3 separate regions of the Homo sapiens genome follow, and regions 2 and 3 are each linked to region 1. Evidence: chromatin contacts called from ENCODE Hi-C or POLR2A ChIA-PET data. All regions are on one chromosome and are shown on one strand. The core of a region is the stretch at or near the end of the contact, and the rest is flanking DNA. Distances in the headings are between cores, read along the strand shown. Region 1 overlaps MCTP1 (multiple C2 and transmembrane domain containing 1). Region 2 overlaps SLF1 (SMC5/6 complex localization factor 1). Region 3 overlaps MCTP1 (multiple C2 and transmembrane domain containing 1).

Region 1 (4,702 bases), core at 1,728-4,227:
AAAGTGCTAGGATTACAGGTGTGAGCCACTGTGCCCGGCCAAAATCCACATTTTTCCATGAGAGCTCTTGATTTTTCTTGTTCTTTTTCTGAGTCAGGATGTGGCTCCATCACCCAAGGTGGAGTGCAGTGGCACCATCACAGCTCACTGCAACCTCTGCTTCCCGGGCTCAAGTGATCCTCCCACCTCAGCTTCCGGAGTAGCTGGAACTACAGATGCACGCCACCACACCCAGCTAATGTTATTGTTTGTTTGTTTGTTTGTTTTGCCATGTTGCCCAGGCTGGTCTCTAACTCCTGGGCTGATCCGAAGTGATCCACCCACCTTGGCCTCCCAAAGTGCTCGGATTATAGGCGTGAGCCGTTGAGCTCAGCTTCTCCTGATTTTTGAAGACTGTTTTAAAATCCTGTCCACAGCTGAATTCAGCCCCTTAGCTGCCAGTTAGCAGCCTCTGTACTTCTAAAATGCACAGGGAGCAAGGAGCAAGAAGCATGGATAACGGACTAATTAGATGGACAGGGGATTTAGCACTGGATTCAAATCCTGCCCTGCTGGCGTTATGCAAACTTGGTCAAGTTCTGAAAATGGATCTCAGTTTTGGTTTCACTAACATTTTTTTTTTTGAGACAGAGTCTTGCTCTGTCACCCAGGCTGGAGTGCAGTGGTGCCATCTCAGCTCACTGCAACCTCTGTCTCCCAGGTTCAAGGGATTCTCACGCCTCAGCCTTCTGAGTAGCTGGGATTACAGGCGTGTGCCACCACACTGGGCTAATTTTTGTATTTTGTATTTTTAGTAGAGATGGGGCTTCTCCATGTTGGTCAGGCTGATCTCGAACTCCCAACCTCAGGTGATCCGCCCGTCTCGGCCTCCAACGTGCTGGGATTACAGGTGTGAGCCACCGCGCCCAGCCACCAATAGGTAGTTCTTGACTGGATTACATCCCGAGATTTGATACCAAGACTAAAACTGTGTTCAGCTCATTTCCCAAAATACAGTAAGGGGCTTTAACATTGGATTCAAATCCTGCCCTGCCTGTGCTGTGCAAACTTGGACAAGTCCAAGGGCACAGCCTTAACACAGCATTTCTTGTCAGATAACCATTGCTTTTAAGATGGTTGAAACAACAAGAGAAGGAAGACTCCAGAGTAGTCCTATGACATGCTCCCACCCACAGAGAGTAAGAATGTTTCCCAGCCACTTCTCATGACCATAGTTTTCTTACTGGATACGCCTGAGTGCAGCAAGGTCTAAGGGGAAGTTTAGGGCTTCAGGTTTGAGGACTTGCTTAATAATGCCTTTCTGTCTATAACCAGTATGCCCACAAGTGAACAAACCTTTTCCCAAAATGGGTCAATTATAATGTTCTGGGTGGAGATTCCATAGCTGCTCCACAGCTCGGAGAGTGTGCTCTTTGGTGCAAGATGTGAGGAGGGATAAAGGAGCTGCACTGGCTTTCCTGTTCTCTTACAGAGTGTCCACTTGTTTCCATTTCTTCTGGGAGAATGGGGAGGAGGCATGTGTAATACATATATTTGACTTCTTTTAGCCTCATTTTCACTTTGTCTCTTTTTGTCTCTTATTCCCATTTTGCAGATGAGCTGGTAGGGGTAGAGGGCAGTTAGGCGATATGAAAGAAAGGTGGAGAGGAAAGAGTCATTTTACTGTTCTCCATTTGAGTATCTTCAAAATCATCAGGTATTCTTGCAGAGAAAAATTAAGGGAGGCATCATTATATTTATTTCTAGTGCCTAACACTGAGCCTGACACATAGGTGCTTAATAGAAACTTGAAGAAAAATGTGTTGAAGAAATAAGTACTCATTGAAGAAAAACATATTTACAGAAGAGAAGCAGCACAAAGTGCTCGGCTGCAAGCAACAGAATATTCTAGTAGTAGATTAGGTAGTAGAGTTAATTTTCCTCATGCAATAGGAAGTTCAGAAGTCAGGTTATTGATATTGTACCAGATGTTCAAAGTGATCATTTGGGCCCTAAGAACTTTCTGTCTTTCCATTTCTTCATCCTTATGTTTATTGCCTCATGGTGTTAATATGGCTGCCCCAGCTGTAAGCATTGCATTCACATTCAAAGGTAGATGAGAGGGGGAAGGATGGAGTCAGCAATATCTGTCCTATGTTATCAAGAAAGTAAAAAACTTTCCCAGAAACCCCCGGAACACATCCTTTTCCAGCTCTTTGGCCAGAACTATATTAAAGAGTCATTCATAGATACAATGAAACCTTAGAAAACTGAGGATTTAGGCAGAATCTTTGTCATTATGTACAAAGTCCGTCTTCCATTAGCAAGGGAAAATGGGGAAATAAACACTGGGTAGACAATATCCGCCACACTTGACTGGAGCCCTTTCTGCCTCCTACTCCTTTCTGAATACTCAAATGACTCACAGCCCTCTATTAATTCTTTTATGTCATTTATTTCCCCTCCCAGATTGAAGGCGTTACTCATGTTTGACTCATTTTCTCCTATCTTTTACACGGTAAACCCCTAATAAGTGCTAATATTATGAATGTTTTGAGATATATGTAAAATGATGCTCTTTAAGTAGTTACAGAAAGAATAAAAACCATGACTTCATTTGTATATTTGTGCATTAGCTACTACTCCATTTTAAATACAGTAGGTAAAGTAGGCTTAAGTGAAATTTTACAAAGGGGAATAAGAACAAATATAAACAACAAATATAAGACATTTTTATAATGTAATAGTGCAGACAAAACTGAAATTCATCTCTTTAAAATGAACTTAATTTCCTGTTTCTTTGTCTTCTCATGCATTCCATGTCATAAAGATAGGTAAATTATTCTAGAAATACTAATATTTTTCAGGTTCAGAAAACTTCAGTGGATCTCAATGCACATAAGAAACTGTCTACATTCCTTGCTCCAGTGCTCAAAACTCCACAACCTGGTCCCAACCAACCATTCTTACCCTGTCACTCACAACTCTTGCGTCAGTATATTTTGCTGTGGCTAAATTCTTCTACAAACTGCCCTCTCAAGGCCTCTTGGGAATTCCACTTCCCCTTGACCTTGAATACCTTTAAGTTCCTCTTTTGGCTTGTTTGAATCTGACTTAGCCTTCAAAGTCTAGCTCAAGTATCAGGTTGATAATTAGATAATGTAGGTTTCCAGCTTTTTTTTTAGGCTGGAGATACAGTTTGCCTTTATCCATATCTTCTGCCTGTACTGGATTTTGTTATTTCAGTTGTCCAGGAGTTCTGTGTGTGAACTGCCATCTTTTCTGTTCCATGTAATATCGTAGCATAGCACGACAGCAGCAAGTATTTTTTCTGTAATGGAAAACTGATTGCTACAATTCTGACAATGGTCATGCTCACCATTTTAACAGTTATATAATTATATGTTACCTATCATTTCCTATGTAGAAACTGTATTAAGAACCATCATTTAATCCTCATAATCTTATGAGGCAAGTATTATTTTTGTTCCCATTTTGCAGATGAGGAGACAGAGGAGCTATCTCTTGGATAGCTTCCAATTCAGAAGTAATTTTTTTTTCTGTAAAGGGCTAAATAGTAAATATTTTAGGTGTTCCAGGCCACATAATCTGTGTTGCCGCTATTCACCCCTTCATTGAAAGCATGAAAGCAGCCGTAGATAGTAAGAAAACAAATGGGTGTAGTTGTATGCCAATAAAACTTTATTTACAGTTGGCTGAATTTGGCCTGTGGACTGTAGTTTACTGACTTCTGTTCTAGCCCAAATAATCCTTTTCATATATAAAGCTAAGAGAGGTAAAGTCCAGATTGCAACAGAGGCGGATCTAGAATCGAGGTCTTCTGATTGGTGGGTTAGTGGTCTTTAACTATTATACTAACTGGATGGGGGTAATTATTCTGTAATAAATTGAGCTTCTGAAATTATAAGGAGGCCAGGCATGGTGGCTCACGCCTGTAAACCCAGCACCTTGGGAGGCCAAGACAGGTGGATCATCTGAGGTCAGGAGTTTGAGACCAGTCTGGCCAATGTGGTGAAATCCCGTCTCTACTAAAAGTATAAAAATTGCTCGGCGTAGTGGCGCGCGCCTGTAATCCCAGGTACTTGGGAGGCTGAGGCAAAATAATTGCTTGAACCCAGGAGTCAGAGGTTGCAGCGAGCTGAGATTGTGCCATTGCACTCCAGACTGGGTGACAAGAGTGCAACTCTGTCTCAAGAAAGAAACCATAAGGAAGTTTTGATACTATTGACAAATTATACTGTTTGACCCAGATGATTAGGTTTCTGTAATTTGATGTGGGTTTTATTCCATCTTCTGTGTCTTCCAAAGGTATGTGGACTTTTAAACTCAGTTTCTTCATCTTTTATAGGAAAGCATTTTCCAGACTAGATAAACACATGCCAGTTGCATGTACAGTTAGGACTCAGAGCTTGCTAAAGAGCACAGGGTGACGACTGTGGAACTACTGAAACATTGTCGAGACAGCAGTCCGTTAAGGCTTCTCAGAGTAGTTCTGAGTACATGGCTCCCTGCCAACTTTCTAACCTGGCCCCCTAGTTTACCAGGAAACATTTTGACATGGTTAAATAGGTACATACATCCTTTGTGGCTACAGGACAAAACCCATGATTGCCTGATCTCTTTAGTCCCATGCTCTGAAAAATTTAGATTCAAATCTTTGACTGGAAATAAAATTTCTGTGGGGCAAGTTTTTATTCTCTGA
Region 2 (4,944 bases), core at 2,397-4,896, 46 kb before region 1:
TCCAAATTAGATGTTCATAACGTATATTTGTTTAATTGCAATTAGCATTAATATTTCATAATTGACTGCTCTGTCTGCCAACTTCTACAAGCAGTGATGACATGAAGTGTGAAACAGATGTCACTGAGGTCTCTGCCTTTAAGAAGTTTTACACTTCTTCGAAAGTCCAACGTGGCAAACATAGGTTACTGTGTTCTGTGCCCTGGCTAACAATACCAGTATATGAGTATGAATCTAAATGTTCAGGAAAAGGCTTCATTCCCAAAATTACTTCTTATACTTTATTTTAGAAAACATAATAATAATTGCCTTGAATAATTGCCCAAATCTATCTTGGAGGTATAGGAAGAAGAAATTCTCAATAAGTAAAGTATAATTCATAGTCTTAGTCCTAGATTTTCAATGGCAGACTTTTCAAAGTTGCATCTGAAGACAAGGTTGAGAAATGCTATTCTTCACTGTATTTTGCCAGATGTGATATCATAGTTCTATGGAATCATATTTTTTAAATTTCTGTAAGAGACCTTATTACAATGTAAATAAAGCTGGAGAGGAGATTTCTGAGCAGTTAAGATTCAGCTTTTCCCCATGCATTGTTTACTGGCAGTTTCTTAAATCTCTTTGAAGTTAGAGTTTTCTAGGTTGTTAATTTTTAATTTCACTTTGCAGAATAAAATCATCCAAGTATATACATATTCTGTCATTTTATTCATTCCAAGATGACCAGAAAAACATTTATCCTCATAAAAGTCAAATGTGAAATTAATTCCTTTGAATTCAGCATTTCTTGAACACCTACTCTGAACCAGGTGGTGTGCTTGACAAGGGCTAACTACAAAAAAAGAGGAAAGGCCCACAGTCTAGGAAGGTAAATAAGGCTTAAGTATTGTGAATTTTATTGTCTTCTACATCTGCTAAAAAATTAATTTCAGTAATAATTGGTGTTCTGTTTTAGTTTATAAATGTGAATATTCAAGTGTCCAGTACTTTAATCCTTTGATGAGTATTATTTTAGCAATTTTATTTTAGAGTGGATAGGGTGTAGGGTGTGCTTTTGCAGTCTTAGTATTTTTAAGCAAGCACAAATGCATTACACTAAGATACTTTATATAACCTCCAGAAAATATCTGCCATTTTTGTTTATGCTGCTATAGAAAGTTAATTAAATGAATACCTTCACATGAAAAAAATATCCATGGAATGTGCAATCCTTATGCCTTTATACACCTTTCCAGTTAAGCGGTGAACTTGATGAGAGCCTGTCACTGTTGCTCCTTAATCAGTAGGAAGGGGTCATCTTGAGTGACATGAGGCACTCTTTCCCTGAGGCATTTATCACGTAGCTTTCACGCCAATTGCACCTCCTGCTGACGTGGAGCTTGCAAAACTAGGAATGATAATTGTTTTTATGACAAATGTGGATTGAGTTAGAAAGGTCAGTGATAGCGTTATTAGAATTAAGCTCTGCCTGGTGTTGTCAAAACAGGAGACATGGAATTGTTAACTATTCCTTGTAAATCAAATTATGTTATCAGAAAATTCACCTTGTAGGTTAAAATGAACTGTAGTTGGAGAATATACTTTGGTAGTTATTTGTTGTGATATATATTTTGAAATTATTATAGGCTATAAATTAATTAGAAAAGGTTGAAGTGTTGTTTTACTTGGCTCTGAGTATACATTTTCAAGGTAAGGCAAATCCTACTCAAAGAAGACCTTTTCAAAGGAAATAAAACATTTTTAACATTATTGATTATTAGATGTTTAAAAAGTTTGTCCTCTTAAGTACTTATCTTACAGAACATCTAAAATATGTACAAGCTGTTCCTAATACTTTTTATATTTGAATGTATTACTATGTCTTTTTTAGTGTAAGTATATAGTTTTGATTATAAATACACTTGAACTATGTTTTTTAAAAAGCTTGAAATACAATCCTTAGTACTAGATATAAGTGATTTTTTTTTTTAGAATGTTAATACTTTTTGTTTTTCAAGAGATGATCCCTCCCACCCCCTTTTTAAAACAGAAGTATAATGAACTCTGTTCTGGGTTTTTTAACTACTTGCAGAGTTAAAGATCAACAATATTAAGTCAGCAAAGTGACTATTAAACCATATTTCTAACAAAATATGCAGTATTGTTATATATGTAATATATCATATTGCCTTTAACAAATATAGACCCCAAAAGCCCTTATTCAAGTATTTATAAATAGTTATTTCCAATTAGAATTAAAACATATACTTCCAAATTAGTCATTTTTGTATCATGGCCCCAAATCTTTTTAGATGTAGAACCCAGATTTGGTAGATCTAATCCTCTTCCTTGCCAAAGTATCTGAGTTGGATCAAGTGAACGTTAATGTATTATGGATGTTAAACATTAATAGAGAATGGCTCACTAGTTTGGGACATACAATTTCATTCTACCAAAGAGTAGAAATTTAAACAAAAAACAAAACAAAAGGTTTAGCACTTCCAAAAAGTCAGGTGCGCTGAACTGAAAATCTGGAATCCAGGTTTGAATTTATACCTATCATACTGTCGTTTATCTTGATAGTAGATGAACTAAAATTACCACTGCTTCTCTATTCTGTCTCAAAGTGAAATAAATAGTAATATTGAAAAATCATTAATCTTAAAGTGTTGACAGATGAAAATAACTTAGTTTGTTGTCAGTGACTTCTCAACCTAAAGGTTAGGTCAACAGTGGTTTATGTCATGACTCTTAATAAATTTTTCTAATGACCAGAATAGTTTGATTTATGATAGTTTTTTTGTTTTTGTTTAAAGGAATATTTATCTTTGTTATCTGGCTTCATCCTAAAGATGCATTTTTCTACTTTGCATTCATTCCTTTTTATATTAGAGATAAAATTACCGAGCAATAAGTAAAATCTGGTAAAATTAAAATATGTGTTTTAAGGAATTTTCCAGGAAAACTTAAAAGCAGAATTGTAAAGGTGAAAACTGGACAAGGGGATGAGGGGAAAAATGGTTAAGAATCATTCTGCTTAAAGGAATCCAAAGGGTAAAGATTTCTAGGTACTGTTTATTATATTGATGGAACTTAATGAAGGTATAAAATCAGACAAGCATGTAGACTAATCTCAGAAATAAACTGGGTCTTTGAAATTTTTGAATAATATTCGATAAACTAAACCAAAGGTCCAGATAATTGTTTTATAGAAGGTTCTTTTGGTCGAAATTCAATTTAATCAAAAATAAAGAATAATAAAATTCCAGTTCTAATGGTATCAGAAACAGGCTAGATTTTTTTTCACTGTTTTTTAAAAAACAATTGACACATAATAATTGTACATGTTTATTAGGGTACAGTGTGATGCTTCAATACATGTGTACATTGTATAATGATAAAATCATGGTGGTTAACATGTCATTTATCTTAAACCTTTCCAATTTCTTTGTGGTGATAACGTTCAAGACCCACTTTTCTAGCTATCTTGAAATATAATACATTGTTATTATCTGTAGTCGCCCCACTATGTAATAGAACATCAGCACTTACTCTTCTTAGTTCATCTAACTAACTTTGTAGCCCTTCAGACCATCCTCTCCCCATCTTTGCCTTCCCTCCCTTTCCCTTCCCAGCCTCTGGTAACCACCATTCTACTGTCTACTTCTATGAGATCACCTCTCTTAGCTTCCACATGTAAGTGAGATCATGTGGTATTTGTCTTCCTGTGAGAAAAAGGTTGTTTCGAATAGTAATACTCAGTCCTTTCTCACAGGCAAATCTTGACTCATTTCTTATTTTCCTGTCATTTCAGTTCTTTTACACTCCCAAAAATACTGTTAAGTTCCTACATGTTACTGGAGGAAATGGACTCAGAGAGTTGAAAGCTACTTATTAAAAGTGGTTGGACCTTTTACCTAAATATCATTTTTTACTAATATTAATATTTTAAAATTGAAACTAAATGTTATTAAAAAGGATCTTCTCAGCCAGACATGGTAGCACATGCCTATAGTCCCAGCTATTTGAGAGGCTGAGGCAGAATGATCACTTGAGCCCAGGAGTTCAAGGCCAACCTGAGCAACATAGCAAGACTCTTTTAAAAAAATAATAACATAAATATATCATCTAAATTACATAAGGAAAAAGATTGTAAGTAAAAAATTGCTTATAGTGATTGTCTTTATGTGAAAAAATTTTGGATCTTTTTCACCTCTCCAGGTTTCTTTGTAATGATTTGTATTTGTTTATAATACCAGTATCCAATTTATTTTGAAAGTAATGCTCCTGATTTAAGTAAGAATCAGTCCTTGAAATTTTTCTAAAGTTGCCTTATTTAAACTGGCACCTACTGGATTTTTAAAAGGTAAATTACAGTTTTAATATACTATTTAAAGTTGGATATAATTAAAAGTATAATTAGTATTATCTAACACAGATCTCAAAAAATACACTATACATGTGCTCCTTTTTTCAAAGTGAATCTGACCACTTTACTGATATGGTTCTCTACTCTTTAAGACACTTCAAAATGGAGCCCCAAGTATGCTGAAGTGGGAACTGGGGGGACTTTACTCTTTTGTAGTACTCTTAAATTGCTAAAGATTAAACTTGCTCATGTGGATACTATGTGGAGTCATAACATATCTTTACTTTGTGATTTTAGTATTTATGGGACCTGAAGAATTACTTGTTCTCTAGTGAGATTTTTCAGATACGACACAGAAAAGCAGGGAGAAACTGGTAAGATTAAATGATAGCTACATTTATTCAAAGATTGTACCTTAAATGGCTTTGAAAGGATACTACTGTATAAAGAATTTTTTTCTTCTATCATCACTCTGAAAAAATATCCACTTTATAACTTATTATTTGCAACATTAATGCAGATACAAACAACCCTCTGTTGAGAGAATTCTGAGAGTGTCTTACCACAGCTCTCCAGAGCATATTATTTTGCACCTC
Region 3 (4,714 bases), core at 1,697-4,196, 47 kb after region 1:
TGCTAGGTTTCAAATAACTCATGTCGGGCCTTAAAATGGATGCCTAAGCAGCAACTATATGAAACAAATTTATGACAGACGTGGGAACTCAGAGGTGTGGGCTCACTTAACCTCTTAAGAGTATGAGTTGGTAGGGTCAGACTGGTAGTAGGGGGTGAGTGTCAGGGATGGTGCTCCAGAAGAAATAATAATGATAATTAGTGGTTACCCAGGCACAGCTGTATAAAATGTTAAAGGCTTAATGGGTGGCAAATTAATATTAACTACCAAAAACCTTCAAAATGCATATACTCTCACCCAGAAATTCTTCAAGGACTTTCCAAAGCATATTACCAGAAAGGGACCCAAAAATTTCTTTAGGATTTTCTTTATAGTATTGAGAAGGCAAAATATTTCAAGCGGGCCAGGCGCGGTGCCTCGCGCCTGTAATCCCAGCACTTTGGGAGGCCGAGGCAGGCAGATCACTTGGGGTCAGGAGTTCCAGACCAGCCTAGCCAATACGGCGAAATCCCGTCTCTACTACAAAAAAAAAAAAAAAAAAAAAGAAAAAAATACAAAAATTAGCCGGGTGCAGTGGCAGGTGCCTGTAATCCCAGCTACTAGAAGGCTGAGGCAGGAGAATCACTTGAACCTGGGAGGTGGGAGTTGCAGTGAGCCGAGATCACACCACTGCACTCCAGCCTGGGTGACAGAGTGAGACTCTGTTTCAAAAAAAAAAAATTGAAGGAAACATTTCTAAAAACAGTGTTTAATTAAGAAGACTGGTGCAGTGGCTCGCACCTGTTGTCCCAGCTAGGCAGGAGGCTGAGGTGAGAAAACTGATTGAGTCTAGGAGTTCGAGGCTGCAGTGAGCTATGATGGCACCACTGCACTCCAGCCTGGGTGACAGAGGGAGACCCTGTTTCTAAAATACACACACACACACACACTCATATAGTGAAAATTGTATAGAAATTAAAACTCGTGGTGGGCTGTTTTCCAGGAATATGAAGGATATTTCCAGATATGTTGCAGAATAAAAAAAGTAGGTGAGCTAAAATGCGTTAAAGGTGATTCAATTTTTATAAAAAACAAAATATGTGTGATAAGAAATATACATTTACATTTGTAAGTATATTTTAAAGAAAACAGTAGAAGGCATAGAAAGAGTATATAGAATATTTGGGAAACTACAAGTATACTCTGCTCCAGATACTCCTGTGACCACTGGGGCTACCCCACCCTGGTCCTCCTCTCCAGACCCACTATCTTTGAAGGTCTTCTTTTCCCAGGGTGAAAGGCCCCTCTTCCAGCACCTTTCTCAGGTGGGTCATAGCCCTCATGGCTGGACAGCCACTTCCTCATCGACGCCAACCGGCTTGCCTACAAGTCTGCTGTGCCAGTGGAGGAGCCCCGAAGACCATCCCAGGATGATGCACCCCATAAGAGTACAGCCTTGCAGGGGCTACAGCCACCCACAGTGCACCTGTGTCTTTGCCAGCCCCCTGCAGCTGCATAGACACCATGCATCACACTCAGACCTCAAACTCTTCATGTGCGGCACCTTGGGCAAGGATTTCAAGCTCTTCCACCACGCTGCACATCTGTCCTCAGTGCTCACGTGACTTCCAGGCCTCTGCCAAGTTCCAGACCCTGCCTGCACTGCCCTTCTCCAGGCCACCACATCTATCCCATGCTGTGCCATTCCCACACACGCTCTGTGAGTACTGGCTTTGCGGATATTACTGCCTTATTCTGGGCCTGAGTTTCTCCATCTGTCCAAAGGCAGAAGCATCACTCCTTTTTCCTCTTTTCCAGTTGTGTCATGAAGACAAAAGGGGTTGCCTTCCCTGAGCCTGTGGACTGGGTGAATAGGAGTTAAAGCAGGGAACACAGGCCTGTGAGCCAGCTGTGCTTCCCATCCAGCTGTGCTGTGCTAGCTTTTGCAAGTGGCTTGGTTTCCTGCTCTCCCAAGTGGCGAGCAATTGCTGTCCAGAAGAAAGTGATAACAAAAGAGTATGGCCATGGTCTGGTTCATTTCTGTTTCCTCACCCTTAGCCCACTACTCCCACCTTTTGCTCAATAAACACTGCATACTCCAAAACAAACAAAAGCAAAACAACAACAACAACAACATACACATAAACAATCCTGTTGGAATATTGGAGGGATGAAGCTGAAACTATGGTTTAAGTGGGGCCTGCTCCTTATGGGTCTTCTATGCTTGAAGATGTTGGGGAATACCTTTATTTCAGAACTGTCACCTTCCTACAGGTCTGGAGGTAAGAATAAAGGTACAACTGGGATAGAGTTACCAGATGAATATAGAACATCCACTTAAACTGGAATTTCAGACAAATTAAGAATATTATAAAAACATATAAGTGTAAGTATGTCCTGTTGTTATCTGAAATTTCCATTGAATTGGGCATCTGTGTTTTCATTTGCTCAATCTGGCAACCCTAACTTGGGTAATTCATAGGGCTCAGGGCTGGAATTTGAGGGAAATTTGCAAAGTGGAAGGCCTGGTCATCTACTGAGAGGGAGGGGACAGTGGTGGGGGGACTTGGGATGAGTGAAGAAAATGTAGAAATCTTGTTGGTGCAAATCCAAAGCCTGATGACGATGGTTATTAACATGTTGGGATGCACTATGTACAGCAAGTGATTATCTAACAAGGCTAAACAGTTGGTGAACAGCTTTGAGAGGGGTCACAAGGGATAAGCTTTCTACCAACATCTGATTGGCTGTTGATTCTACTTATTTATCCTAGTGATCGTGTTGGAAAACTAAAGGTCTGGTTCTTTTCATGGTCCTCCTCAGATTTTTTCAAGCTGATGACCTTTTGAAAAAAACTGAGAAAACTGCTGTTGAAATAAGCACGAAGAAGAAAAGAGTGATCATCCATTTTTAGATGTGTTTACAGGCTGTATGACTCAGTGTTGCTTCTGCTAAGAGCACTGAATATGTGGTCTTTTTTGGTACTGAGATGCAAACACAGGAAACTTGTGGTCTATGCTGCTTTCAGTGAATGATAAAACTCTTACTGAAGTAGAGAGAGTCTAACTGTATGTTCAGAGTGCTTTGCATATGACGTCCTCTCCTCTGTCAGCTTGGCTTTGGCCAGCCTCTTTAGATCCTGTTAGGAATACTTGACTTATTCAGTATTCCACATATTCCACCACAGACTTCTTTGGAATGGAGAACACTGGCTGACAAAATAATAAATGTGCTTGATTTATAGGAGTTCAAGTCAATCAGATGTTTCTTTGGTGGACCATCCCAAACTGTTCAATCAACAGCACTTATGGCACAGAGTGCTGCTCTTAGGAGCTTTATTTGTAGAGATAAGTGCTCTGGTTCTCACTGGAACAGACCTAATGGGAGACAATATTCAGTACTATTCTAAAAGGGAAATGAAGAAACAAATGCTTTGTCATGAGAAGGAGCTAACTAAACACTTCAGTATTTCCTAAAGTATTTTAGCAAGGCAGACTCTGTCTCAATTTGTGTCACAGTCATATCATGAGTCAGAGAATGATTTCATTGATCTGCCCCACTCTTCAGTCTTTTAATGCCACCATTGATTAGATAACTGAGATTGTTGTGTGGGAGGAATATCATGACAGTAAAAATGAATGTTCTTTTAAAGTGTACTTAAAAAACATTGAAGAATTTTTTTGTGTCAAAGAAATTTTTGAATTTATTCACAAAAAAATTATTCACGAATATGAAGAAGTCAGCTTTGATGGACTCTTCCCATGCTCACCTTGGTGAATGGAAGGTAGCCCTCCTGGTCACGAATGCTTCTGAAATTAACAGGGGCACCTGGGATAGAACAGATGACCAGCACCAATTCATGCAAGGTTACTGGTTACCTTACAGGAAGGAATTTGGAGACACCCAGGATTCTATGCAAGGCCCTGGACACTAAGAAAGCAGTCCTTTGGGAAAGGAATGCCCATGCATGTAGCATAGATACAGCCTGGGACTTTACAACAGGGCACAATTGGGTTCACATCACACTTGCTCTGGGGAGTTGCTTACTTATCCTCCTTGATACTGAATTTTCTTACTTGTAAAATGGGGAAAAAACTATTTAGAATTATTTACTTTATATAATTATTGTAAAGAATAAAAGGAGGTGATGTCTCTAAAAGGCTTAGCAGGATGCCTGATACATAGAAATTGCTTGATAAATATCATTTTTGTTTCCCTGAATGAGAGATATAGAAGACATGGGGTGAGTGGTGTGGGAAAATTAATACTTTCTATTAATGTGTCAGCTTGAAGGTAGAGTTAGTGCTACTGGCTTTTCTGTAATTCGTGGGAGAAACTTGCTGTAACAGTGCCCAGGGAGAGGTGGGATATATCCCCAAGAGGAAATGTGATTGACTGGTGGTTCGGAGTATAAACTTCAGACAGACTGCTCTGTGTTCTAATACTGGCTCTGACACTTTCTGTGTGTTTTTGGGTAAGTTATTTAATCTTTCTGGCCCTGTTTCCCTCTATGTGCAGTAGAAATGATACTTACAGGGTGTGCAATAGACCCCTGGTTTGCTTGGCTAACCTATTTCCTTCATTCTCTGAGACTTGATTCTCTTTTCTCAAGGAAGAGCTCTTGCAGCCATGCTTGTCTACATGAGCATATTCCTTTGCTTACAACTGATGAAGGGACCTGGGCGGGGGTGGGGTGGGGATGGCGGCAGGTCACTCGACTTAGGAGGATCCAACC

Evidence for each region. Hi-C counts contacts between places; a loop is a spot of excess contacts on that map. ChIA-PET counts read pairs that join two places held with the same protein, here RNA polymerase II (POLR2A). Pooled maps may share reads with other maps.
Region 2: a loop to region 1 is called in a map of GM12878, with 5 times the contacts of the local background. The contact joins two enhancer-like sites. A Hi-C loop is called at or near these places in 3 of 168 maps with a recorded cell type or tissue (Caco-2, GM12878 and PC-3), 24 of 37 single-sample maps with no recorded cell type and 10 of 50 pooled maps. POLR2A ChIA-PET finds 5 or more read pairs at or near these places in 6 of 52 experiments (A673, BJ, GM10248 and 3 more).
Region 3: a map of GM12878 shows a loop between it and region 1 (3-fold over the local background). The contact joins two enhancer-like sites. A Hi-C loop is called at or near these places in 4 of 168 maps with a recorded cell type or tissue (B cell, GM12878, OCI-LY7 and 1 more), 37 of 37 single-sample maps with no recorded cell type and 14 of 50 pooled maps. POLR2A ChIA-PET finds 5 or more read pairs at or near these places in 5 of 52 experiments (CD8-positive, alpha-beta memory T cell, GM12878, HEK293 and 2 more).

What each region holds. Positions count from the first base shown.
Region 1 is chr5:94,743,899-94,748,600 of GRCh38, forward strand. The region is part of intron 19 of MCTP1 (multiple C2 and transmembrane domain containing 1); the gene reads right to left. Among named protein-coding and RNA genes, the nearest start is that of SLF1, 130 kb to the left of the region's middle. Within about 2 kb of position 2,978, at least 2 of the 41 ENCODE cell types and tissues checked have a DNase peak (open chromatin) inside an H3K27ac peak, as active enhancers do; they include GM12878 and OCI-LY7, where a contact is called at or near this core.
Region 2 is chr5:94,697,050-94,701,993 of GRCh38, forward strand. It overlaps SLF1 (SMC5/6 complex localization factor 1), which reads left to right. Exons shown (of 21, transcript NM_032290.4): 21 at 1-572. Among named protein-coding and RNA genes, the nearest start is that of SLF1, 81 kb to the left of the region's middle. Within about 2 kb of position 3,647, at least 2 of the 41 ENCODE cell types and tissues checked have a DNase peak (open chromatin) inside an H3K27ac peak, as active enhancers do; they include GM12878, where a contact is called at or near this core.
Region 3 is chr5:94,790,590-94,795,303 of GRCh38, forward strand. The region is part of intron 18 of MCTP1 (multiple C2 and transmembrane domain containing 1); the gene reads right to left. Among named protein-coding and RNA genes, the nearest start is that of SLF1, 170 kb to the left of the region's middle. RefSeq lists enhancers at 2,651-3,850, 3,122-3,341. Within about 2 kb of position 2,947, at least 6 of the 41 ENCODE cell types and tissues checked have a DNase peak (open chromatin) inside an H3K27ac peak, as active enhancers do; they include GM12878 and OCI-LY7, where a contact is called at or near this core.